Linked DNA regions of Homo sapiens: regions 1 and 3 are each linked to region 2. Evidence: read pairs that join two places in POLR2A ChIA-PET (ENCODE). Cell type or tissue: OCI-LY7. All regions are shown on one strand. Region 1 has its middle 13 kb from the start of BCORL1. Region 2 overlaps SASH3 (SAM and SH3 domain containing 3). Region 3 holds the start of APLN (apelin).

Evidence for each region. ChIA-PET counts read pairs that join two places held together with the same protein. Peaks named below come from ENCODE experiments on the same cell type or tissue, not always from the same donor. Only the 100,000 strongest peaks of a DNase experiment are listed, where the experiment ranks them.
Region 1: POLR2A ChIA-PET joins it to region 2 with 9 read pairs; 2 of 35 experiments call an interaction of 5 or more read pairs at or near these places.
Region 3: POLR2A ChIA-PET joins it to region 2 with 5 read pairs; 3 of 35 experiments call an interaction of 5 or more read pairs at or near these places.

What each region holds. Positions count from the first base shown.
Region 1 is chrX:129,965,148-129,973,147 of GRCh38, forward strand. No RefSeq gene overlaps it. Among named protein-coding and RNA genes, the nearest start is that of BCORL1, 13 kb to the right of the region's middle. In OCI-LY7, no CTCF peak of the experiment used is centred here; no DNase peak of the experiment used is centred here.
Region 2 is chrX:129,783,055-129,791,054 of GRCh38, forward strand. SASH3 (SAM and SH3 domain containing 3) reads left to right here. Exons shown (of 8, transcript NM_018990.4): 2 at 4,921-5,016; 3 at 5,377-5,523; 4 at 7,886-8,000. Among named protein-coding and RNA genes, the nearest start is that of SASH3, 7.1 kb to the left of the region's middle. RefSeq lists an enhancer at 2,350-2,439. In OCI-LY7, a CTCF peak has its summit at 7,290; a DNase peak (open chromatin) is centred at 3,447; H3K4me3 peaks cover 3,684 bases; H3K27ac peaks cover 4,662 bases.
Region 3 is chrX:129,651,144-129,659,143 of GRCh38, forward strand. APLN (apelin) reads right to left here and starts at 3,813. Exons shown (of 3, transcript NM_017413.5): 1 at 3,421-3,813. The coding sequence starts at 3,487. RefSeq lists enhancers at 3,085-3,144, 4,837-4,926, 4,937-4,996 and silencers at 3,435-3,484, 3,575-3,654. In OCI-LY7, a CTCF peak has its summit at 4,916; a DNase peak (open chromatin) is centred at 4,928.

The DNA of each region.
Region 1 (8,000 bases), 180 kb after region 2:
AGTCTGTGGCAGCAGGTCACTGTACCCCTGGATGTCTCTGTCACAACTAGAGGCTTGGTGTTCAGAGGCTCAGCACACAGCCAAGGCCATTCACACCACAGATTATTGCTATTTGAGTCTTTTCAAGGGCCTTCAGGATCCTGCAAAGCCTTGGAACCGTTCTGAACATCAATCAACAAACAAATGGGGTCATGGATGGGGAAGCACTTTGTGACCCGCAAAGCCCCATACAAATGTAAGGGATTATTGCATTGTATTGCAAAAAAAAGCATTCCGATTCTTTGAAGATTGTAGTTATATGGGTTTTGGCACGCAGGAGTCTACTGCATTATAAAATGTGTTTGTGTGGGAGTGCCTGTCGTGCGTGTGCATGTTCAGGGTTAGGATCTGTACATAGAAACCTACCTGGCCAAATGGCACATACAAAGGGTCACTTAGACCACACAAAGCCGATATTGGTGAGTTATCAAGAATTCCCTGCCCCTCTATCTTTTTCAATATGCTTTTTTTTTTTTTTTTTTTTTTTGAGACGGACCCTTGCTCTGTCTCCCAGGCTGGAGTGCAGTGGCACGATCTCAGCTCACTGCAACTTCTGCCTCTGGGTTCAAGCGATTCTTCTGCCTCAGTCTCCCGAGTAGCTGGGACTACAGGCGCACGCCACCACACCCGGCTAATTTTTGTATTTTTTTAGTGGAGACGGGGTTTCACCATATTGGCCAGGTTGGTCTCGAACTCCTGACCTCCTGATCTACCGTCCTTGGCTTCCCAAAGTGCTGGGATTACAGGCGTGAGCCACCGCGCCCGGCCTCAATATGCTTTTATATAGGTGCTCTCGTTGGATTCTCCCCACAACACTATGCCACTGTTAAGTTTCCCTGAGTTGAGTTTATTCCAATAAAGTACACAGTGAGCTTGGAGGAATCTACTTTTGAGACTTGCAGGCGCTGAGAACTTCGCCTGGGAGAAATTTTCAGGCAGAGAAAAACATGGTCTGTGTAGGTCCTGGCAGGACACTCCAGACCCATGCCAACTTCCCTCCATTCTCTGTCCCCACAGAGCAGCTCTACAACGCCTCCATGATGACCTCCAGACCAAGAAGAAGGCTCTCTTTCAGTCAGACATTCAGTCAACAAACACATACTGAACGCTTTCCTATTGGTGCCAGGCTTTCTGCTAGGTCCTGGCACTACAGAGATGAAGAAGCCTTCACTGCTCCTCATTCACCCCTCACCTCTCCAGCCACAGGTTTCGTGGCATCTTTCCCCCTTCAAGGCTCGCCTTGATGTTCATTTTATTCTACTAAGCGAAGGCAGGGCTAATGGTTTTGAATCCAGCCTGGTTATTCGGTCTCTGATGGAGCAACAAGGGACCCTTTTGGAGAGGGCAACACTCAGAACATCAAATGGGGCTCTCAGCCATGGGCTGTGGGTATCACAAAACTCCAGAGGAAATGCAAGCCTGTTTAGGTTGCTTTTTGTCCACACCTTTGAAAATTCAGGAGATAAAATCATGCAATCGGCCTTGTGTTGAGACAGCATTTTCACCTCAGCTTCAGGTCTGGAAGGCCTCTCTGGTAAGTCCAGCACAGGCTGTCACATTTTTTGGGGGCAGTTAAGGGGCTCTATTTTTGGCCCCCAAGACATAGCCATGTGCATCCTTAGTGGTGAAATTATTATTATTATTTGAGACAGAGTTTTGCTCTGTTGCCCGGGCTGGAGTGCAGTAGTGCGATCTCGGCTCACTGCAACTTCTGCCTCCTGGGTTCAAGCAATTCTTGTGCCTCAGCCTCTCGAGTAGCTGGGATTACAGGTGCCTGCCACCATGCCCGGCTAATTTTTTGTATTTTTAGTAGAGACGGGGTTGCGCCATGTTGCCCAGGCTGGTCTCGAACTCCTGAGCTCAGGCAATCCACCCGCCTCAGCCTCCCAAAGTCCTGGGATTACAGGCTTGAGCCACCGTGCCCAGCTTTAGTGGTGAAATTCTAGCTAGCTAGAATACTCAGGCAGAATGACATACCAGATTTTGGAATTTTCTTATATTTGTTTTTTTTTTTTTTTTTTGAGATGGGGTCTCGCTTTGTCACCCAGGCTGGAGTGTAGTGGTGTGATCACAGCTCGCTGCAGTCTTATCCTCCCAGGCTCAAGCGATCCTCCCACCTCAGCTTCCCAGGGTAGCTGAGACTACAGGCACATGCAACAATGCCCGGCTAATTTTTGTATTTTTAGTAGAGACAGGATTTTGCCATATTGCCCAGGCTAGTCTTCAACTCCTGGACTCTAGAGATCCTCCTGCCTCAGCCTCTCAAAGTGTTGGGATTACAGGCATGAGCCACTGCACCTGGATGAAATCTGTTTTGTTTTGTTTTGTTTTGTGAGATGGAGTCTTGCTCTGTTGCCCAGGCTGGAGTGCAGTGGTACAATCTCGCTCACTGCAACCTCCGCCTCCTGGGTTCAAGCAATTCTCCTGCCTCACCCTCCCAAGTAGCTGGGATTACAGGCACCCGCCACCACGCCCAGCTAATGTTTTTGTATTTTTAGTAGAGAGATGGTTTCACCATGTTGGCCAGGCTGATCTCGAACTCCTGAGCTCAGGTGATCCACCTGCCTTGGCCTCCCAAAGTGCTGGGATTACAGACGTGAGCCACCGCGTCCAGCCTGGATGGAATTTTTCAATTAAACAAAAAATTTTTTTTCTTTTAGTGACAAGGTCTCATTCTGTCACTCTGTCACTCAGGCTGGAGTGCAGTGATGCGTTCATAGCTCACTGCAGCCTGAAACTCCTGAGCTCAATGATCCTCCCACCTCTGCCTGCTGAGTAGCTAGGACTACAGGCATGGGCCACCACGATTAGATACAGGGTCTCTCTATGTTGCCCAGGCTTGTCTTGAACTCTGAAGGGCTCCACTCTCAAGCAGTCTTCCCACGGCCGCCTCCCAAAGTGCTAGGATTACAGGCATGAGCCACCCTGCCAGGCCGGAATTTTCTAATTTACTAAAGGTTAACCTCCAAATCATTTTTTTTTTGTTTAGATGGTTGGTGTGAAAAATCTAACATGCGTGTGCTCACTTTCTGGATTGTCAGTAGAGTCTACTGAGCAACTTGATGGAATCTCTCTTTGTTGAGTGAGTGTCTGGCAGGGATTTGCAATCAATGGATCCCAAACTGGGATCCAACCCATAAAAGTCTGTAGGAAAGTCTATGAATTATGTTTGGTATTTTATAGTCTAGTGAAACCATACATGAACCTGGATGAAGCCTCACAGGTTAATGACAACATCAAGTGATTTTTGGCTTTGGCTGAGATTATATGACTTCAATGTGGCTAGCTCAGGCTGATCTAATGTTCTGATGCAGTTTTATATGTATCTTATAAATTTTTAACTGACAAATTAAGCATTACTTGGAAATATATCCTGTTTAAGTAGATAAGTATTTGGGACACGGAGGGGATAGGAGCACAGACTCTGAAGCCAGACTTTATGGGTTTTCTTTTTTTTGGAGACAGGGTCTCACTTTGTCACCCAGGCTCGAGTGCAGCGGCATGATCATGGTTCACTGCAGCCTCAACCTCCTGAGTTCAAGCAATTCTCCTGCCTCAGTACCCCAAGTAGCTGGTACTACAGGCACACGCCACCACACCAAGCTAATTTTTGTATTTGTTTTTTTAGAGACAGGGTTTCACCACGTTGGCCAGGCTGGTCTTGAACTCCTGAGTTCAAGGGATCTGCCTGCCTTGGTCTTCCAACGTGTTAGGATTACAGGCATGAGCCACACACCTGGTCAACTTTCTGGATTCTAATCCTGACTTCAAATTTACTAGCTATTGGCCAGGTGTGGCAGCTCATACCTGTAATCCTAACACTTTGGGAGGCCAAAGAAGGAGAGCACTTGAGCCCAGGAGTTTGAGACCAACCTGGGCAGCATAGTGAAACTCCGTTTCTTAAAAAAAAAAAAAAAATCTTACTAGGTGGGAATGCATAAACAAATTGTGGTATATCCATACAATGGAATATTATTCAGCTATATAAAGGAAAAAAGTACTGATATGTGCTATAACATGGAGGAAACTCAAAAACATGCACAAGAAGCCAGATACAAAAGACCACATATTATATGATTCCATTTAACTTTTCTCTCTTTTTTTTTTTTTGTTTTGAGACAGAGTTTCGCTCTTGTTGCCCAGGCTAGAGTGCAATCGTGCAATTTTGGCTCACTGCAACCTCCACTTCCCAGGTTCAAGTGATTCTCCTGCCTCAGCCTCCCAAGTAGTTGGGAATACAGGCATGTGCCACCACGCCCAGATAATTTTGTATTTTTAGTAGAGACAGGGTTTCACCATGTTGGTCAGGCTGGTCTTGAACTCCTGACCTCAAGTGATTCACCCATCTCAGCCTCCCAAAGTGCTGGGATTACAGGCGTGAGCCACCGCGCCTGGCCCTATTATTCTTTTTAATTTAAAAAATTAAATATAGAGATGGAGTCCTTTTTAAAATTCTATTTTAAAATTAATTTGTTTTTATTTCAATAGATTTTTGGGAAACAGGTGGTGTTTGATTACATGAATAAGTTCTTTAGTGGTGATTTCTGAGATTTTGGTGCACCCATCACCCAAGCAGTGTACACTGTACCCAATGTGTAGTCTTTTATTTCTCACCTCCATCCCACCCTTTCCCCCGAGATGCTGTACCCAATGTGTAGTTTTTTTTGTTTTGTTTGTTTGTTTGTTTTTTGAGATAGTCTCACTCTGTCACCCAGGCTGGAGTGCAGTGGTGCGATCTCAGCTCACTGCAACCTCCATCTCCTGGGTTCAAGTGATTCTCCTGCCTTAGCCTCCCTAGTAGCTAAGACTACAGGCACACGCCACCACACCTGGCTTATTTTTGTATTTTTAGTAGAGACAGGGTTTCACCATGTTGCCCAGGCTGGTCTCCACTCTTGATCTCAAGTGATCAGCCCACCTCTCCCAAAGTGCTGGGATTACAGGCATAAGCCACCACACCCGGCCAATGTGTAGTCTTTTATCCCTCACCTCCCTCCCACCCTTTCCCGAGACCCAAAAGTCCTTTGTATCATTCTTATGCCTTTGCATCCTCATAGCTTAGCTCCCACTTGAGTGAGAACATATGATGTTTGGTTTTCCATTCCTGAGTTACTTCACTTAGAATAATGCTCTCCAGTTCCATCCAGGTTGCTGCAAATGCCGTTATTTTGTTCCTTTTTATGGCTGAGTAGTATTCCATTGTGTGTGTATGTATATATATAGATACACATTCACAATGTTTTTTTTTTTTTAGACAGTCTTGCTCTGTTACTCAGGCTGGAGTGCAGTGGTGCGATCTCAGCTCACTGCAAGCTCTGCCTCCAAGGATCAAGCGATTCTCGTGACCTAGCCTCTTGAGTAGCTGTGGATTACAGGCATGTGCCACCACATCTGGCTAATTTTTGTATTTTTAGTAGACACGGGGTTTTGCCATATTGGCAAGGCTGGTCTCGAACTGCTGGCCTCAAGTGATCTGCCTGCCTCGGCCTCCCAAATTGCTGGGATTACAGGTGTGAGCCACTGTACCCAGTATATATATACATATATATATCACAATTTCCTTATCCACTCATTGATTGATGGGCATTTGGGCTGGTTCTGTATTTATGCAATTTCGAATTGTGTTGCTATAAACATGCCTGTGCAAGTATCTTTTACGTATTTTTTTTTTTTTTTTGAGATGGAGTCTTGCTCTGTCTCCCAGGCTGGAGTGCAGTGGCGTAATCTCGGCTCACTGCAACCTCCGCCTCCCGGGTTCACGCCATTCTCCTGCCTCAGCCTCCCGAGTAGCTGGGACTACAAGCTCCCGCCACCACGCCCGGCTAATTTTTTGTATTTTTAATAGAGACGGGTTTTCACCATGTTAGCCAGGATGGTCTCGATCTCCTGACCTCGTGATCTGCCCGCCTCGGCCTCCCAAAGTGCTGGGATTACAGGCGTGAGCCACCGCGCCTGGCTTTTTTTTTTTTTTTTTTTTTTTGAGATGGAGTCTCTCACCCAGGCTGGAGTGCAGTGGCATGATCTCAGCTCACTGCAAGCTCCGCCTCCTGGGTTCAAGCGATTCTCCTGCCTCAGCCTCCTGAATAGCTAGGATTACAGGCATGTGCCACCATGCTCAGCTAACTTTTGTATTTTTAATAGAGATGGGGGTTTCACTATGTTGCCAGGCTGGTCTTGAACTCCTTACCTCGTGATCCACCCGCCTCAGCCTCCCAAAGTGCTGGGAGTACAGGCATGAGCCACTGGGCCCAGCTAGTATGACTTCTTTTCCTCTGGGTAGATATTCAGTAGTGGGATTGCTGGATCAAATGGTAGTTCTACTTTTAGTTCTTTAAGGAAAGAGGTGGAGTCTTGCTATATGGCCCAGGCTGGTCTTGGACTCCTGGCCTGAAGTGATCCTCCTGTCTTGGCTTCCCAAAATGCTGGCATTACAGGCTTGAGCCACTGTGCCTGGCCTATGATTCCATGTAAATGAAATATCCAGAATAGGTAAATCCACAGAAACAGAAAGAAGATAGCTAATTGCCAGAGGTTGAGGGGAGGGGGAAACAAGGAGCAAGTGCTTGACAGGTAGGGAGTTTCATTTTGGGGTGATGAAAACAATTTGGAACTAGAGAGGTAGTGGTTGTACAGCACTGGGAATGTACTAAATACCAGTGAATTTTACACCTTAAAGTGTTTTTTTTTTTTTTTTTTTTTTTTTTTGAGAAGCAGTCTCAATCTCTTGCCCAGGCTGGAGTGCGGTGGCACGATCTCGGCTCACTGCAATCTCCGCCTCCTGGGTTCAAGTGATTCTCCTACCTCAGCCTCCCGAGTAGTAGCTGGGACTACAGGCACCTGCTGCCACGCCCAGCTAATTTTTGTATTTTTAGTAGGGACAGGGTTTCACCATATTGGCCAGGCTGGTCTCAAACTCCTGACCTTGTGATCTGCCCGCCTCGGCCTCCCAAAGTGCTGGGATTACAGGTGTGAGCCACTGCACCCGGCAGTTAATTTCATATGAATTTGACTTCAACTGACTAAAAATGTGCTAGTTGGACAAGCTTGGGCAAGTCACTGAATCTCTCTGTACCTGAATTTCTTCATTTATAAAAGGGGAAAGATATAGTATCTACATTATGGGGTTGTTATGAGTATTAAATAAGCTAATATTTGTAAAATCCTTTGATCAGTGTCTGGCACATACTAAGTGACATATAACTGTGTCAAATGGGGTCCATGAAGGGAAAGAAATAATAAAAACCCTCGGTAGTGAAACGTTTGGGGATCTATGGTAAAGACGAAAAGGAAAAAAGTGCTTAATGTCCTTCAAGATGTAGTCCCAGAACCCACTGGTTCTAGAATTTACTGTAGAGACTGTTTGAAATGCAAAGTACGAGGCACCACCCCAACCTATTCAATAAAACCCTAAGTGGGACAGTGTCTTGGAATGTAAATTTTAAGGAGCTGTCCTGGGTGATTGTGATGTACATTAAAGTTTGAGAAAATTTGGTAAGAGTATAGACTGAATGTGTGCTAAAGGCAGAACATTCATTACCTAGATTGTAAAGAAAAGAAAAAAAATCCAAATCCCAGGTTTTACCTTGTTTTTAAATCATCTTTTAACTTTCAGCACAAAATGGACAATTCCTGTGGAGCTCTTGCAGTTTAATGAGCAAGAACAGACACACAAGAATACATATAAACACACATCACACACACACACATACCACACACACATACACAGAGAGAGAGAGAGAGAGAGAGAGAGAGAGAGAGAGAGAAAGCCGAAATAAGAATGGTATCTTTACTGAGTTATCTATAGCTCGTGACACTATGTGCTTACTCTCTGCTGTTAATGCTGGAAGCTCTATGCTGGGCCACGTGGAGGACACAGGAAAACGTGGCCCTTGCTGTCCAGATATTTACAAATTCTAAGAGACAAGATGGCTACACTGGGGTGTCTGTGGGTGGTTGGTTTG
Region 2 (8,000 bases):
TTCCTACAGCACACCTCTAGTATGACCCCCACACCCTGCCAGCATGCACTTTGTATTTTCAGTGGCTCCTCACTGCCCACAGGATACATGCCCTTGGCCTGGCGGGCAAGAGCCTTCCATAGCCTTTTCTACTCCCCCACCCACCATCCCATCATCAGGCTCTCAACGTCTCTAACTTTCATTCTTGTTCAAACCCTTCCGAGCTCCACCTGGAGAAATCCTGCCTCCCCTGCATGGCCCAGCTCAGATATACCTCCTCCACAAAGCCCCGCCAGAGCCCTTCCCCCTCTGCACTCCCACCTGCTTTCCTAGGAGCTCTGTTCAAAAACCACCTGCATGCCATCACCACTACACTCAATCCACTGCTAACTTCTACACTGGTGGGGCGGGGCAACAGCATGAGCTCTGAGGTAGCACGAGCACAGCAACATACTTGGGTTTCCAGAGTCATAGACCTGGGTTTGGAGGCTTGCTCTTCCTAAGACCAGCTGCGCCACCCTGCCTAGGGCACTTCATTTCGCATCTTGGTCTCCTCTGCTTCGAGGTGCGAATATGATGCGGGGCTGCGATGAGGCTGGAGTGAGCTGGCACACAGGAAGTGCTTGGCAGGACACGGGCATGCGGGAGGAGTTTAGACCCTCATTGCTGGATTCTCACACACACAGAGGTAGGGCCTAGAGCTCACAGGGTGCTCAGTATATGCCTGATACCCTGAAGGAGCAGAGGGGGTAGCTCAGGAGACCACTGGGGAAAGCCAAGTTTGCTCAGGAAGTAAGGGAAGAGGATGCTGGCTGGGGCAGTGTGGACCTCTGAGAGATTGATCAGGGCATGGTTTCTGCATGGATGCTGCCTTTTAAGCTGGAATTGAAAAATCTTTCCATAGAAGTATAATATCCATACAGAGAAGTGGATAAATCATAATTGCGCCACCGAATGAGTTTCTATAATGTGAACATCCCCATGTAGACAGCACTTAGATCAAGAAACAACACTCTCAGAAGTCTAGAAGCTTCCCTCATGCCCCTGCCAGTTACTACACCCCCCCCTTCCCCCAGGGCAACCGCTATCCTGACTTCCAACAGCACAGGTGAGCTCTGCCAGGCTTTGAACTTACAGGGGGAACCATATCGTGTATATATACTCTTTGGTGGCCAGCCCCTTTACTCAACCATATGTTTGTGACACTCATCCATACTGTTGGGAACAGTTGTACTGTCTCCTACCTGGGTACTATTCTTTTGTGTGACTCTGCCACAATTAATTTATCCATTCTACAGATGATGGGCATTTGCGGGTTTTCCACTTAAATTGGAAGGGTGAGAAACTACGGCTGACAGAGAGAAGGGCAGAGTATTCCAGGTGGGGAAATGCCCAGGGTAAGAGGCTGGAGGTGGGGTGTAGGAAAGAGTAAGCATAAACCTACATTCCACAAGGGACTGCCGTGTCAGACAATGTTCCAAGCACTGTAGGCGTACTCGCTCATTTCATCCTCACAACAGCCAGATGAGGTCGGTGCTTTTGTCTTCATTCCACTAATGAGGAAACAGAAACCTAGAGAAGTTAAGAAACATACCCAGTTTACACAATCAGTGGCAGAACCAAGATGGGAACACTTGCCCTGATGTGAAGTGGGCTTCAGAGAGGTTCGATAACTTGCCGGAGGTCACAAATCCAGAGTTGAACTTCTGAGAAAGCTTCCCTCATGCCCCTGCCTGTCACTACATGCCCCCTTTCTCCCACAGTAACCACTATCCTGACTTACAATAGCATAGGTGAGTTCTGCCAGGCTTTGAACTATAATTATACAGGGGGAACCATATGGTGTATATATACTCTTTGGTGGCCCTACATTTCAAATGTATTGTATATTACATTTGAAATATATATTGAAATATATATTGTTGAGTATACTCAATGTATATTTCAAATGTAATATACAATACAATACATATATACAATACAATACATATATACTCAACAATATATATTTCAATATATATTTCAAATGTAATATACAATACATATATACTCAACAATATATTTAGTATATTTCAAATGTAATATACATTTGAAATGTAGCTCTTTCCAAGAGGCCCACACATTCCCCTGAGCCATGAAGTGAAAAGGGGGCCAACAGTGTATGGTACCACCTCCCCCGTCAGGCACGACTCCCAGGAAGTCCTCACTCCAAAGGGAAGCCAGCAGAAAAGCCAGCCAGGCTCAAGAATTTCAACTCAACCCTGAATGGGGGTCACCTCTCTCTGAAAGGCGGTCAAGATACTTGGGGCTGTCCCTGAGGTTGGAGGTAGGCTTGGCAAAATGCCACCCTGGAGGGCCCTGAAACTCGATCACCCAAAGAACATGTGTTTGTCCTTTCCATCTCCCTGGGCTGAGAGTAGCCAACTGGGCCCAAGACCCAGCACCATCTCTATAGTCCTTTGTGATTATCTCCTCCCACTTTGGACTAAAACTGAGACAGAGGGACCCTCGCACAAGGGTCTGGGAGCCAAAGGCCTTTCCTCCCAGCCCCCAGACTGCAGATTAATGACAGGAAAAGGCCTTGGGAAAGAGCTGCAATTAGAGGGCAGGCAGGCAGTGAATTTACTCTTCCCCAACAAAGCCGACTTCCGGCCCCATGCCTGCCCTCCTGCTTGCTTTCCAGCCTCACCAGTCCCCAGGGTTTCAGGGGCGACTCTTAGCCTCCTGGTCTGCAGATCAGGCTGAGGGTTGGTGGAGAGAAGGCCACAATAGGCCCCATCGGCCTATAAATAGCAGCCCAGCCTGCCCTCCTTGGGCCCAGGCCAGCCCGATGCCCACCCTCTCTCCGTTCCCTCTTTTCCATGCAATAAGAGGAGGAAGTTATCCAGGCAGCTGCATCCTAGCCATACAAGAGGAGGAAATAAATGGAAGGTGGAGGAGAGAAGGGGAAAGAAAGGGAGAAAAAGAGGAAAGAATAGTGGGAGGGGACAACCAAGAAAGGAAGATGGAGGAGATGCAGGTGAACCAGAGTGGTCACCCTGTGGTCATGCTTCCCCTCCCCCACACCCACCTATGGCCCCCTTTTCAGCTCCCCAGGGCAACACAGAGGAGGCTTTCTGACAGAGGCTGCAGGCACCCCACCCATCAGGCCCCAATCGTGCTAGCGTCTGCTTGGCCTGACCACTGACCTAGTTTCTCATCAACTACCTTGCTGTGACTTTTAGGAATGTGTGACCCCTGACCCCCAATTGCTGACTTGGCTTTGGTCAAGACCCATCAAGAGTACTAAACTGCTACACTGCAGTCCCCAGGAGTTGGGGCCAATTATTTGTGTGTGTGTTGGTGGGGGACAGGTGATATTGCCCCTGCCCTGGGAGTTTGTCACTGGACACACACAACCCCTTTAGTAGGAAAGAGGATGTGAAACCTTCAACGTTGTGTGGGTTTGGGGCTTCAGTTCCTCAAGCCCTTATCTCGGGTGTCTGCAGTCTATCCCACTCTATCTGTCTGGCCATCTGTGAACCCTGGTTCCTGTGTGTATCTTCTGGTCTTGACTGTTTATCTTGATACAGGCTCAGCCTTAACTTCTTGTGTCGAGGGCCTGTCCCCCTTACCTGCCTTGCCCTGGTTTCTGGCTGCTACCTTGCATGTGCATGCATATATATTTAAGAAAGCTCACTAGACTGGGCTCGGTGGCTCACGCCTGTAATCCCAGCACTTTGGGAGGCTGAGGCGGCAGATCGCGAGGTCAGGAGATCAAGGCCATCCTGGCTAACATGGTGAAGCCTCGTCTCTACTGAAAATACAAAAAATTAGCCGGGCCTGGTGGCAGGCACCTGTAGTCCCAGCTACTCAGGAGGCTGAGGCAGGAGAATGGCATGAACCTGGGAGGCAGAGCTTGCAGTGAGCAGAGATCTCGCCACTGCACTCCAGCCTGGGTGACAGGGCGAGACTCCATCTCAGAAAAAAAAAAAAAAGGCAAGCTCAGCCGGGCATGGTGGCTCACACCTGTAATCCCAGCACTTTGGGAGGCCGAGGTGGGCAGATCACCTGAGGTCAGGAGTTCGAGACCAGCCTGACCAACATGGTGAAACCCCGTCTCCACTAAAAATACAAAAAATAATAATAATAAAATAAAGCTCATATCCTGAAAAACATCTCATCAACACAGACCACAAACAATAATAGGTCATGCCTAAAAGTCCAAACACTGGCAAACGTCACTATTGCCAGCTCATCACATTAGTGGCTAAGATTAAAAGCTGAGAAGAAAAAGAAAATGGTGTCTTTCTTCTACCAAATTAGCCCCAATCACGTATGTCCTAAATCTGTGGGCCCCTTCTGTGAATAAGCCTCTACTGTGCTTTTCCAGAAAGTGTCATGCCAGGTCTTGCTGGCTTCTAGTCAGATTGTCTTGCTCTTCTTGGGACACAAATTCATCAGGCTGGAGACCCCAGTGTGTTTGTTCCTATCACTGTGACTGGGGACCTGGCTCAGAGTACACCCAGGACATGGAGGCCAGAGCCACGGGTTTTGGGAGGGATTTGCTCAGTTACACACTGGGCGATGTGCTCATGGATGCTGAGGTATGTCTCTAGTAGTAGATACACATTTACTCTGACTCATGTAGTCTTTCACTCCAGGATTCTGGGGACCAAACTTGAGGAACTGGTGGAATTTCAGGCTAAGTCTGAGGCCCGATTGAGGTGTGAAGCTCTTGAGGTCAGGAACTTGGTCTGTGGCCAGGGCTGGGGTGAAGAATGGAATGAAACCAGGTAGCCCCAAGAACATCGAGGTGCGTCACCCATTAGCCTGGGGCTCCCATGGCAATGTGGCTCTGTCAGCTCTGGGCTGTGGGTATTGTGTGGTGGGGGGAGGCGAGTATGTGGGCCCTCGGGCAGCCATTTAGCCCACTGATTGCAACACCCACCCTTTTTCCAGCTCTCCCTTCAGCGCTCCAGCAGCTTCAAGGATTTTGCCAAATCCAAACCCAGCTCCCCCGTGGTGAGCGAGAAGGAGTTTAATCTGGATGATAACGTGAGTTTCAGGGCATCCTTGTGGGATCTGGCTGCAGGCCCTGGGCAGGGGGGTGGGGGTGGGAGGGAAGAGGGTGAAGAGGAGATAGAATTGTTGGGGCGAAGCCCCCTTTAACACAGAGGGTCCACCTCTCCCCACACCAAGCACTCCCCTGCATTCCTTTCAATTATACATTAAATAGCAAACTATTTATAAATTTATAGGGCTAAGGACATGGCTGGGGTTAAGAGGGGAGGGGATGGGGGCCTCTCAGTTCCACCCCCTCCAGCTTCTGCTGTGACCCCAAGGCCTCTTTTGCCTCAAGTCCCGGACCTAGGCAGGACCACCAGGGTCCCTGGATCGCCTCTTTTGTTGTCACAGATTCCAGAAGATGACTCAGGTGTCCCCACCCCAGAAGATGCTGGGAAGAGTGGCAAAAAGCTGGGGAAGAAGTGGAGGGCAGTGATTTCCCGAACCATGAACAGGAAGATGGGCAAGATGATGGTGAAGGCCCTGTCAGAAGAGATGGTGAGGCCTGCAGATATAGGGGATGGGGTGTCCAGGGGGCCTGGGGACCGCTCTGGCAGAATGTGAGCATGACCACCTCAATAGCCACTACTCAGGCCGGAAGGCCCTATTTGATGCAAGAAGGAAGGTCACATGGGAGGGGAAACTCACTTGCAGCCACGGACAGGCAGCCAGGCAATCTTGACGGGGCAGGAGGCTGGCGGGGGAAGGGGTGGAGTTTGAGAAGGGATGAAAGTCTGGGCAACAGGGCTGGACATGGTGGCTCCTGCCTATAATCCCAGCACTTTGGGAGACTGGGGCCGATCACTTGAGGTCAGGAGTTTGAGACCAGCCTGGCCAACATGGCAAAACCCCATCTCTACTAAAAATACAAAAATTAGCCAGGCGTGGTGGCACATGCCTGTAATTCCAGCTACTCAGAGACTGAGGCAGGAGAATTGCTTGAACTTAGGAGACAGAGGTTACAGTGTGCCAAGATCGTGCCACTGCACTCCAGCCTGGGCAACAGAGCAAGACTCTGTCTCAAAAAAAAAAAGAAAGAAAGAAAGAAAGAAAGAAAGAAAGAAAGAAAGAAAGAAAGAAAGAAAGAGAAAAAAAAAAAAAAGAAAAGTCTGGGCAAGGGATGCTTCTTGAGGAGGCGGGCCTGGGACAGGGGCAGCTTGAGAAAGATGAAATGGCCTGAGGCAATCCATCCACCTCAAAGCTTTGCTTTGGAACTTCCCCGGGATTGGGAAGGCCTATTTTCTCTCATAGAATCCCTATGAGAGAAAACAGATTGGGCACAGTGGCTCACACCTGTAATCCCAGCACTTTGAGAGGCCAAGGCAGGTGGATCACCTGAGGTCAGGAGTTCGAGACCAGCCTGGCCAACATGGCAAAATCCCGTCTCTACTAAAAATACCAAAACAAATTAGCCAGGCGTGGTGGCAGGTGCCTGTAATCCCAGATACTCGGGAGGCTAAGGCAGGAGAATTGCTTGAACCCGGGAGGTGGAGGTTTCAGTGAGCCAAGATCACACCACTGCACTCTGGTCTGGGTGACAAGAGCAAAACTCCGTCTCAAAAAAAAGAAAAAAAAAGAGAGAAAACAGAGAAGGCTGGCTTCAGCCCAGGGAGGAAAGTTGGCACAGGCAGCTGTGGGGCAGGCATGACCCAAGAAGCTTAAATCACACAGTGGGTTTGGGTTGCCATGGCTCTAAAAGGAGCCACTGAGGCAGTGGTGTGCTGGAGTTGGCTCGTACTGGGCTTATACCAGCTCACAAGAGCAGTTGGTCAAACTGTCAAAAATTGTGCAAGCCAGTTGTTAAACACAACCATTATTAAAAATCAAATTAAAGAAACTTACAATTCAGTTAATTATATTTTTTTAAAAAGGTAAACTGGGCATGGTGGTGTACACCTATAATCCCAGCTACTCAGGAGGACGAGGCAAGATGATTGCTTGAGCCCAGTAAGAGTCCAGCCTGGGCAACATAGGGAGACTCTGTCTCTAAATAAATAAATTTAAAAAAATAAAATTTTGTAAAAACGAACAAAGGTAATACAGTAAATCTTCAAAACTCATCACTTCCTAATTCTTGTACTACCTTTTACTCTTATCAATGCTGCTGAGGTTACGTGCATCCATAGCATCTTCATGGTGGCAATAGCCTCACCCTCATTTCAGACAACACGTCCAGTGATGTCAAAATGGTAGCTTGACATTGGCCGTGGAGGGGAGTGTTTACAACACAGGAATTGGCAACTCATCAGGGCCAGCTGTTAAACAGTTATCACCTCACTGAGGTGTGGTGAGGTAGGGGGAGCTCTGGAGTCTGGCTTGGTTGTGGGTTGCCTTGGGACTTGAACCTGAATTCCCTTGGCCTGAGTTTACAGATGAGGAGTAAGTAACCCTTGGGCCTTACTCCTCATTTGTAAACTCAGGCCAACAATACCACTTACCTTCAAGTGTCACTGTAAGGATTCAGTGAAATGGCAGGCAGGCCTGGCACACAGAAACACAGGCAAAAGTAGTTTCCTCTCTAGCGACATTGTCTGCCCAGTTGTGCGGTAGCAATGGTTGAGTCCAGGTTGTGCCACCGTGGTCTTTTCTGTATGTACATCGGCACTTGAGGCTGACAAAAGCACATCCACATGGTGCCCTGGTTGAACCTGTTTCTGTGAGGTAACCAGGGCAAGGACTGTCACTCTCATTTTTACAAAAGGGGAAGAAACTAGGGCTCAGAGAGTGCCATTCAGCCTATAAGTGGTAGAGTTGGGGTTTGAGCCAGCCCCTAGCTCTTCACTAAGCCCAGGCCCATTTCTTCAGCTTCATGCACACCCCAGCAAGGCTCCTTAAAGCTTCCCGCCTACCCTCCCTGCAGGCAGACACTCTGGAGGAGGGCTCTGCCTCCCCGACATCTCCAGACTACAGCCTGGACAGCCCTGGCCCTGAGAAGATGGCGCTGGCCTTTTCTGAGCAAGAGGAGCATGAACTTC
Region 3 (8,000 bases), 130 kb before region 2:
TCTGGCCAGGAAGATGTCTAGACTCTAGGTCTGCAGAGAAGAACCACTCTGAGCTGACTGAACCCCCAGCCGGGCCCTGGAGAGCAGCCCCAGGCTTCTTGCATCCCTCCCATTGCGTTGGGGACTCATTGTCCTCAGCATCACCGAGATCTGCTGGCTCCTCCCGCACTCTGAGCCCGTCACCCACCTGTTTCCTACTTTTGATTCTGAGTCTGGCTCACCATCAGATAAGCTGACATCTGAAACCCTGGCTTTATGCTGTCCAAAGGAACAAATTAGAGGCTGTTGATTCTCATCACTGCAGAAGTCTTGACTGTAAAAAAGAATTCCCCTTTAGAAATGGAGGCCAGCCCTAATGCACTTAAATATTTTCTTCCAGCTCATTTGCTACGTAAAAGGAGGCTGGAGCAATCCTCCAAACAATCTCGAGCCTAGAGAGATTGGAGCCATTGCCTGCTGAAGTGCCATCAGCCACGAAGCTACAACATCTCCACGCTGAGAACCACAGTCAGGGGGAGGACAGGATTTGACTTTCATGCTATCTGAACTCCAACCCTGCCAATGCACAAAGAGGTACTTGCGACTTTTCAGGAACATGCCAGTCTCATCAGGAATGACGCACCTGTTTTTCCTCTCTCAGTCTGGCCTGTCTTGTGATGACTTTAAAAGCCCAAACGTATGCTCCGGTGGGGACCCTGCTGGCAATGCCCCTCCACTGCTCTGTGGTCCTGCATGTGTCTCTTTGTCTGCCCAGCCCCCCATCCCAGTCGCCTTCTCCAGGGCCCTGTGCTGTCTCCAGTGCCAGCTTTGCTGCCCTGGGATACATCATGCTCTGTCTGGTGGCCCTCTGCTTCCCTTGCCTTAGTTCTTTGCGAGGAGAGGCCTGGCTCAGGTTACACGGGTGCTTAGTGCTGAGGACTGGGGATGGAGTAGAGATGCCCTTCCCTGAGCAGGAGGGGTACAGTAGGCTCTCCTCACACTCCCACTGTGACTGCAGGCTTTGAGCTGGGCCTGCGGAGGGGGAGGAGAAGGGGAAAAAGAGGGGTGCTCAGAGACCGAGGGACACTTGGCCCTGGACCAGGAGTTCTCAGACTCACAAGAGCAAAGTGTATCCCAGGTCAGGAGGCAGTGGAGGAGTGTACGTGGTGGTAGCGGGGTGATGAGAGGCAGCGTGGAGAGGGGTCGGGGGTGGACATTTCAAGTCAGGACAGACTGTGGAGAGGAGGAAGTGTGGTTTTCAGGCTGGAACTTTGACTGGGGACTCTGGCTGGGGACAGCATGCCAGTCCGGGCCAAGGACAAAGTGGTTCTGGGATTCCTGCTTCTAACCCAGGACAGGAGCCAGCGGGAGCAGGACATGTGTACCTGGACCCTTGGCTGGTGGCCACTTCCAGGGACATGCCCTTCCTTGGCTCCAGGAGAAGTCAGGGAGTAGAGAAGTCAGTGAGAGCCCTGAAAGTTTCCAGCACGAGGCTTGAGCAAAATGTGAGGGCAACGAATTTATCCAAATCACAGTGGACAGATGACCTAATGAAGACGGGGGAATTAAAGCACGAAGTGGCAGGCTCTGGACCAGCCACATGGTGTTCGGGCATCCTGGCTGACTTCCCTTCCCTTGAAACCAGCTCTCTCCCCTTTGCTAGTACTGTCCCAATGGCTGGGACCCAGGAGGGTCTGAGTGGTTGTCTATTGGCCAGGGGTCTCCCCACAGCCTCTGGGGGGAGCACCAAGTGTGCAGATCCAGGAGCCCTACCTTCCTCTGGAACACTCTCTGCACCCAGTCTTCTTCTTCCCTGAAGGCACCACCCTGGACTATTTGCCTGTGGTGGTATTGTGCAAGTGTCATGCCTTGCCAATGACACCAGATGGTAGGCTCCCTGAGGATAGGCTGGTATGGTGTATCATTCGTATCTTACATTCGTATCTTTTGCTCCCTCTGTTACCTGCCTGACAGGAGTTTCTGTGGAAAAAGCCTACCCACTTCTTACTGTGGTGGTGGCTCACTTCGTGTTCAGGTCTTGAATAGAGAAATCACCGGCCAGCTACCTGGAGGCAGGAGGTGCCAGCCCCAACCACTGCACCTTTCTGAGAAGCCAGGCAGTGTTCCCAGAGCCACAGCAGGGCCAAAAAGCAAGAGCAGAGAAAGGAGGTGGCCTGCGATGAGAGGCAGGCAGAGCTGGCTGGGCCCCTCGGAGGCTCCTGGGCTGCATGCCATCCTCCTGTTCTGGAGGGTTTGGAACCACTTAGGGCCCTGTGCCCTTGCCCCAGGAAACTCACTGCCCTGCCTTCTCCTTCTTTCTGCTCCCACCTCCCTGTGACTCCAGCCATGGTCCTGGCGTTAGTCCACCTGGTCTTGGCCTTCCCCTTGTGTGGTGCCAGGCAGGCAGCAATGACAGCCAGATCATAGGACTGTGGCAGCTGGAGGTGGGAGCTGGCAGCCCCAGGAGACATTGACACAGAGGACAGGCAGCCTGGGATGGGGCTGCTGGGGCGTGGTTGGGGACCAGGCTAGGGGCGGACATGGGCACTAGTGCCAAGTATTGGCAGGTGAGGGCAAAAGGACTCCCCTTTCCTGAGCTGCAGGGAGGGGTCGGGTCAGGTGCTGTGCTTCCTCCTTTGGTGCCTAGCGGCAGGGAGACTAAAGTGAAGCATGTCCGTGCCTGGGACAGAAAGGAAGGCTGGAGCCAGGATGTAAGAGAACCAAGTCTCTGGGGGTGGGATGGAGGCTATGGGGAGGGCATCCTGTGCAGGGGAGGAGACCAGCCAGGACCTTGGGGTTAGGGAGGAGAAGACCAGCCCAGCCCGGCTGGGCCCGGCCCTGCCTGGGGGAGGCTGCCTCTGCTCACACATGCAGGCCGAAAGGAGCAACAGCTGGGCTCCATGCCGCCACCCCCTCCGCGCACTCCTGCCTATGCAACAAGTGTCACGTCTGCATGTTGGCACATCATCCCCGGTTTCCCGCGCCCCTGGACTGGCGGGAGGCTCCCAGCCTTCAGGGACCAGAAGACGTTCAACATGGGAGCCCAGCCCACTCGACTCTGGTCAGTTCCTTCCATCGATCCACGAGGGAGCGGGCATGTCCCCCGCCTCCACCTCTACCACGCGGGGTGCAGGGCGTGGGACACGCGGCGCACACCTGTGGTCCTGAGCTCCTGGGACTGCGAGCGACGGTTAGGAGGGACAAGGTGACGGGCAGGTGATGCCAAAGGCCGAGTTGAGCCCCGCAAAAGAAGCAGTCCTTGTGGCCAGCCGCCCCATGGCTCGGGGCGCTCTGTCAATCTGCTGCCTGGCGCTGGCCGGCGCGTGGCTGCTACTGCACGGCTCGCGCCGGGCTCCCCGGGAGGCGGGGAGAGTGCGAATAGGGCGGAGGGAAAGGAGCACGCCGGCTGCAGCCCGGGCGAGCGGGAGGGCGCGCACTCACCTCCACACACCGCGGTCAAGGAGAGCCAGAGCAGCAGGAGCGCCTGCACGCAGAGCCGCAGATTCATGCTGCTCCTTGGGCCGCCGCGGCCCCGGCGAGCCGGCGCGGGGGAGGAGAGGTCGGGCGCCCGGAGGCCAAGAAAGGCGCGAGCCGCGGCTGGCGCGTGCGGGCGCAGAGCTCGGGAGGCTCCCCGGCCGCTGAGTGTGCGCGCTGAGCCCCGCCGCTCCCGCTGGCCGCCTCCGCTCTTCTGCAGCCTCCTCTCCCGCCGCGGGGCAGCGCCGCGAAGCTGGCCTCGGCGGCTCCGGGAGCGGCAGCGGCGAGCTCTTTCTTAGCGGCTGGCTGCTCGGCCGCGGCTGCAACTGCCCGTGACCCCGGCTGCCAGAGAGAATGCTCCCCGCTCACTCCAGGGGCTGCATTTTGTAGCTTGTGGCTTGGCCGCGAGCCCACTTGGTCATGTGGTCATCGGGAGGGCTAGAGGGGGGGCAGGAAGAGGGAGAGGGAGCGAGCCTCCCGCACCGCCCCCCTCCAGGCACGCACTCTGCAGCCCCAGCCCGAGCGTGAGCGCGAGAGGGAACCCCGAGGTGGCCCCACAACAAAGGCTGCGCGGCCTCTCTGACAACCTACAACCGCTCCCCGGACAATGCCCGCCTGGCCGGGGGCCAGAGGGTTTGCAGAGACCTGAAGGATTTCAAACACAGGAAGCATTTGGGGCGGTGGAGGGGCACACTTAACCCTTTCTCACCTTGCTTCCTTAACAGCTGTCAGGAAACCTGGGCGCTTAGGGAAGGACTCAGTCTGGGTTGCCTTCACTCACGCCCTCTACCTCTGACCCTGGTCCTTGCCCTTGCCGCTGGCCAGCTTCAAGGGTTTGGTCAAGACAACCAAACACTGGCCCTCCTCTCTCCTCTGCATTTTCAACTGGCTTTGAATTGGGGGTGACTGCCTAGGCTTGTGCCCAAGGCTTGATTAATTGCCCAGGCCCCTCATGTTCCCTGCATCCCCCAGGAGGCACCCTCTACCTGGAATGCCCCCACCCCACCCTTCCGTGAGCAATTCATTCTTTGCAGCAGCACCTCAAATCCCATCGCATCCAGAAGCCTTCTCAGGATAACACTAATCCAGCAGGGGCCGCCCATCAGCTCCTCCCCACTGTTGGGACATGGGACAGCTCCTATGGTCTACCCTTTCTTGTTCCCTGGAGCTGTCCTCATTCTAGTTCCCCATCAACGTAAGAGGCAGGTGGTTTACCCAACTCCACACAGTCAAGGCTGGATTCATTTTGCGTGTACTTGCGATTCCGCTTTAGAAGCGGGTCCTGAAGTTGTTTGCCTTTCCAGACTCGATTGTTAGCTGCTTCTATAGCTTGGGAGCTCCCAAGGCATGGGGCTGCTTCCCTCATTGGACTGGGAACCCCCTAAGGTAGGATACTGTCTTCTCACTCTTCTGGATCTCTCCAAAGTCCCCAATATCTTGCTCTGCACATAGGTGGCACTCAACACATATTAAAAGACTGAATCGAAAGGTGTCTCCACCTTTCAGCAAGCCAGGCAGTTTGCTTGAAGTGTTAAGTCCAGATTTACACAAAAGATACATTGGACAGGGTGCGTGTGTGCCATAAAAGACATGAGAGACCATGGCATATTTAAAATATCTTTGAAATGTTGCAAAAATCCTATATATACACAATGTATTTATTATCAGTCTCTCTCCACCAGAAGGGTTACCTCCACAAGGGAGGGATCTTTGCTTTGTTCACAGCTGTGTCCCCAGACCTAGAACAGTACCTGCGACATGACTGGTACTCAATACATAATTTTGAATATATAAATGAAATTTTCAAAAACATCTTTACTGCCTAAATTCAGGTAGCAGGAAGGGAATAAGATAAGGTTCTCATTAATAGCCTATGGCCCATTAACCACACTCAAGTAAAAAAAAAAAGCATGTGAAGCATGGCACCCCTCTTCATCCTTGAGACCCAGGATATGAGTAGCAGACATGGGTAGCAGGAGACCATTCTCCCTTCACTGTTCCCCTGGAAAGAGTTTGCTTTCTTTCTCTTTTCTTTTTCTTTTTTTCTTTTTTCTTTCTTTCTTCTTTTTTTTTTTTTTTTTTTTGAGACCGAGTTTTGCTCTGTCGCTCAAGCTGGAGTGCAATACCCTATCTCAGCTCACTGCAACCTCCGCCTCCCAGGTTCAAGCGATTCTCCTGCCTCAGCCTCCTGAGTAGCTGGGATTACAGGCATGCGCCACCATGCCCGACTAATTTTGTATTTTTAGTAGAGACGGGGTTTCACCAGGTTGGTCAGGCTGGTCTCGAACTCCTGACCTCAGATGATCCACCCGCCTCGGCCTCCCAAAGTGTTGGGATTACAGGCGTTAGCCACCACGCCTGGATGGAAAGCATTTTCTAACCAGGAGGAGAAACACCTGGCTTCTAGTCTCCACCCTCATTTGCTGTAGGGCCTTGCCATCATCACCTAAACTTACTGGGGTTCATGGAGGTGATAATCTCTGCTCTACCCACTTCAAAGTTGTTATGGGATTAAGTGAGATAATGTGCCTGAAGGTACCGTGCAAATTAAGAATAAGCTCTTGCAGGGTTGTTTTTAGGAAACTTGGTGCTCCAATCCTTGATTGGGCAAGCCCATGCACACCCAAATAAGTGTCCCCCATAACTAGGTTAATAGAAGCCTTCATATTTAATTGCACCTTTACTAGGGTGTGTATGGCATATTGCTAAGTGGTTGGAACACATAGCGCTTTCTAATACAATAGCCACTAATCATATTTCCAATGAAGTTTAAAATTCAGTTCCTCAGTTCCACTGGCCACGCTTCAATTGCCTATATGTGGCTAGTGGCTACTGTATTGGACAGCACAGAATAGAATCTTCAATCACTGCAGAAAGTTCTATTGGTTAGAGCATTCATTCATTCTTCTTTTTTCTATAATCCATTTTCCCACCCTACCTAGCCTTCAAAATGTACAAGGTGAGGGGAAAAAAAGCATAAAAGCAAACCAATAGAAATTCAAGCCAAGCTGAAGGCATGCGTTTAGAGTAAGATTTAAAGATCTGACACTTGGGAGAATCATTTTTTAATTGAATCCTTCTCTTCATTTAACCAAATTACATCCATTTTTTTTTAGAGGCAGGGTCTTGCTCTGTTACCCTAGGCTGAAGTGCAGTAGTGCAATCACAGCCCAATGCAGGCTCAAACTTCTAGGCTCAAGTGATCCTCCCACCTCAGCCTCCCAAGTAGCTGGGACTACAGACATGCACCACCATACCAGGCTAATTTTTAAATTTATTTATATTTTTTGTAGAGACTGAGTCTTACTATGTTTCTCAGGCTGGTCTTAAACTCCTGGTCTCAAGCAATCCTCCCATCTCGGCCTCCCAAAGTGCTGGGATTACAAGTGTGAGTCACCATGCCTGGCCACATCTGTTTTCGTAGTCCCAGATCCAAGATTTCATCTTTCTTTCTCAGGACACCCTTGCCCACAGTGACTTTGCCCTCTCCATAACAGCTATGGCTGTACCTGTCATTGGTAGGTCCTCTCACAGTGCATCAGGAACACTTTTGCATCTGCACACTGTGCTCTACGGGCCTGCTGTAATTCTGCAGAGAGGACCCATCACCACCATATCCATTCAGGGGTCAAGGCCCATGAGGCAAGGAACGCAGCTCTGATTGCCCACTCTGAACCCCTTGTAGGCTCCCAGATATCTTAATATCAGATTGAAATGACCAGTTTTCGAATATCTGTATCTATTTGCCAGACTTTAAGGTCACTGCTGTGATAGCACCTAGCACAATGCCTGGCACATAATTGATACTTCATAACTGCCTGTCAGGTGAGCAACTGTCGGCCCAACACTGTGCTGTCTTTTGTTCAGGATACTATTGAATGAATATCAGCAGGATAAATGTTTTAAGGCATAAGTCTCCAATCCCTGGGCCATGGACCACTATGGCTCCCTGTTCTATTAGGAACCAGGCCTCACAGCAGGAGGTGAGCAGCAGATGGGCCAGCGAAGCATCATCTGTATTTACAGCCGCTCTCCATTGCTCCCATTACCACCTGAGCTCCACCTTCTGTCAGATCAGCAGTGGCGTTACATTGTCATAGGAGCACGAACCCTATTGTAAACTGCATGTGTGAGGGATCTAGGTTGCATGTTCTTTATGAGAATCTAATGCCTGATGATCTGTCACTGTCTCTCATCACCCCCAGATGGGACCATCTAGTTGTAGGAAAACAAACTCAGGGCTCCCACTGATTCTACATTGTGGTGAGTTGTAGCATTATTTCATTATATATTACAAAAAAAAAATAGAAATAAAGTGCACAATAAATATAATGCACTTGAGTCATCCTGAAACCATCCCTCCTAACCCTAGTCCATGGAAAAGTTGTCTTTCATGAAACCAATCCCTGATGCCAAAAATGTGGGGACCACTGTTTCAAGGTATTTCTCTGGAGATGGGAAGGAGGTACATGAAACTGTCCACACTCTCCTGCCCTGAGGCAGCAAGTAGCTGTAAAATTTCTGGAAATGTTGCTGCATTTGGGGCT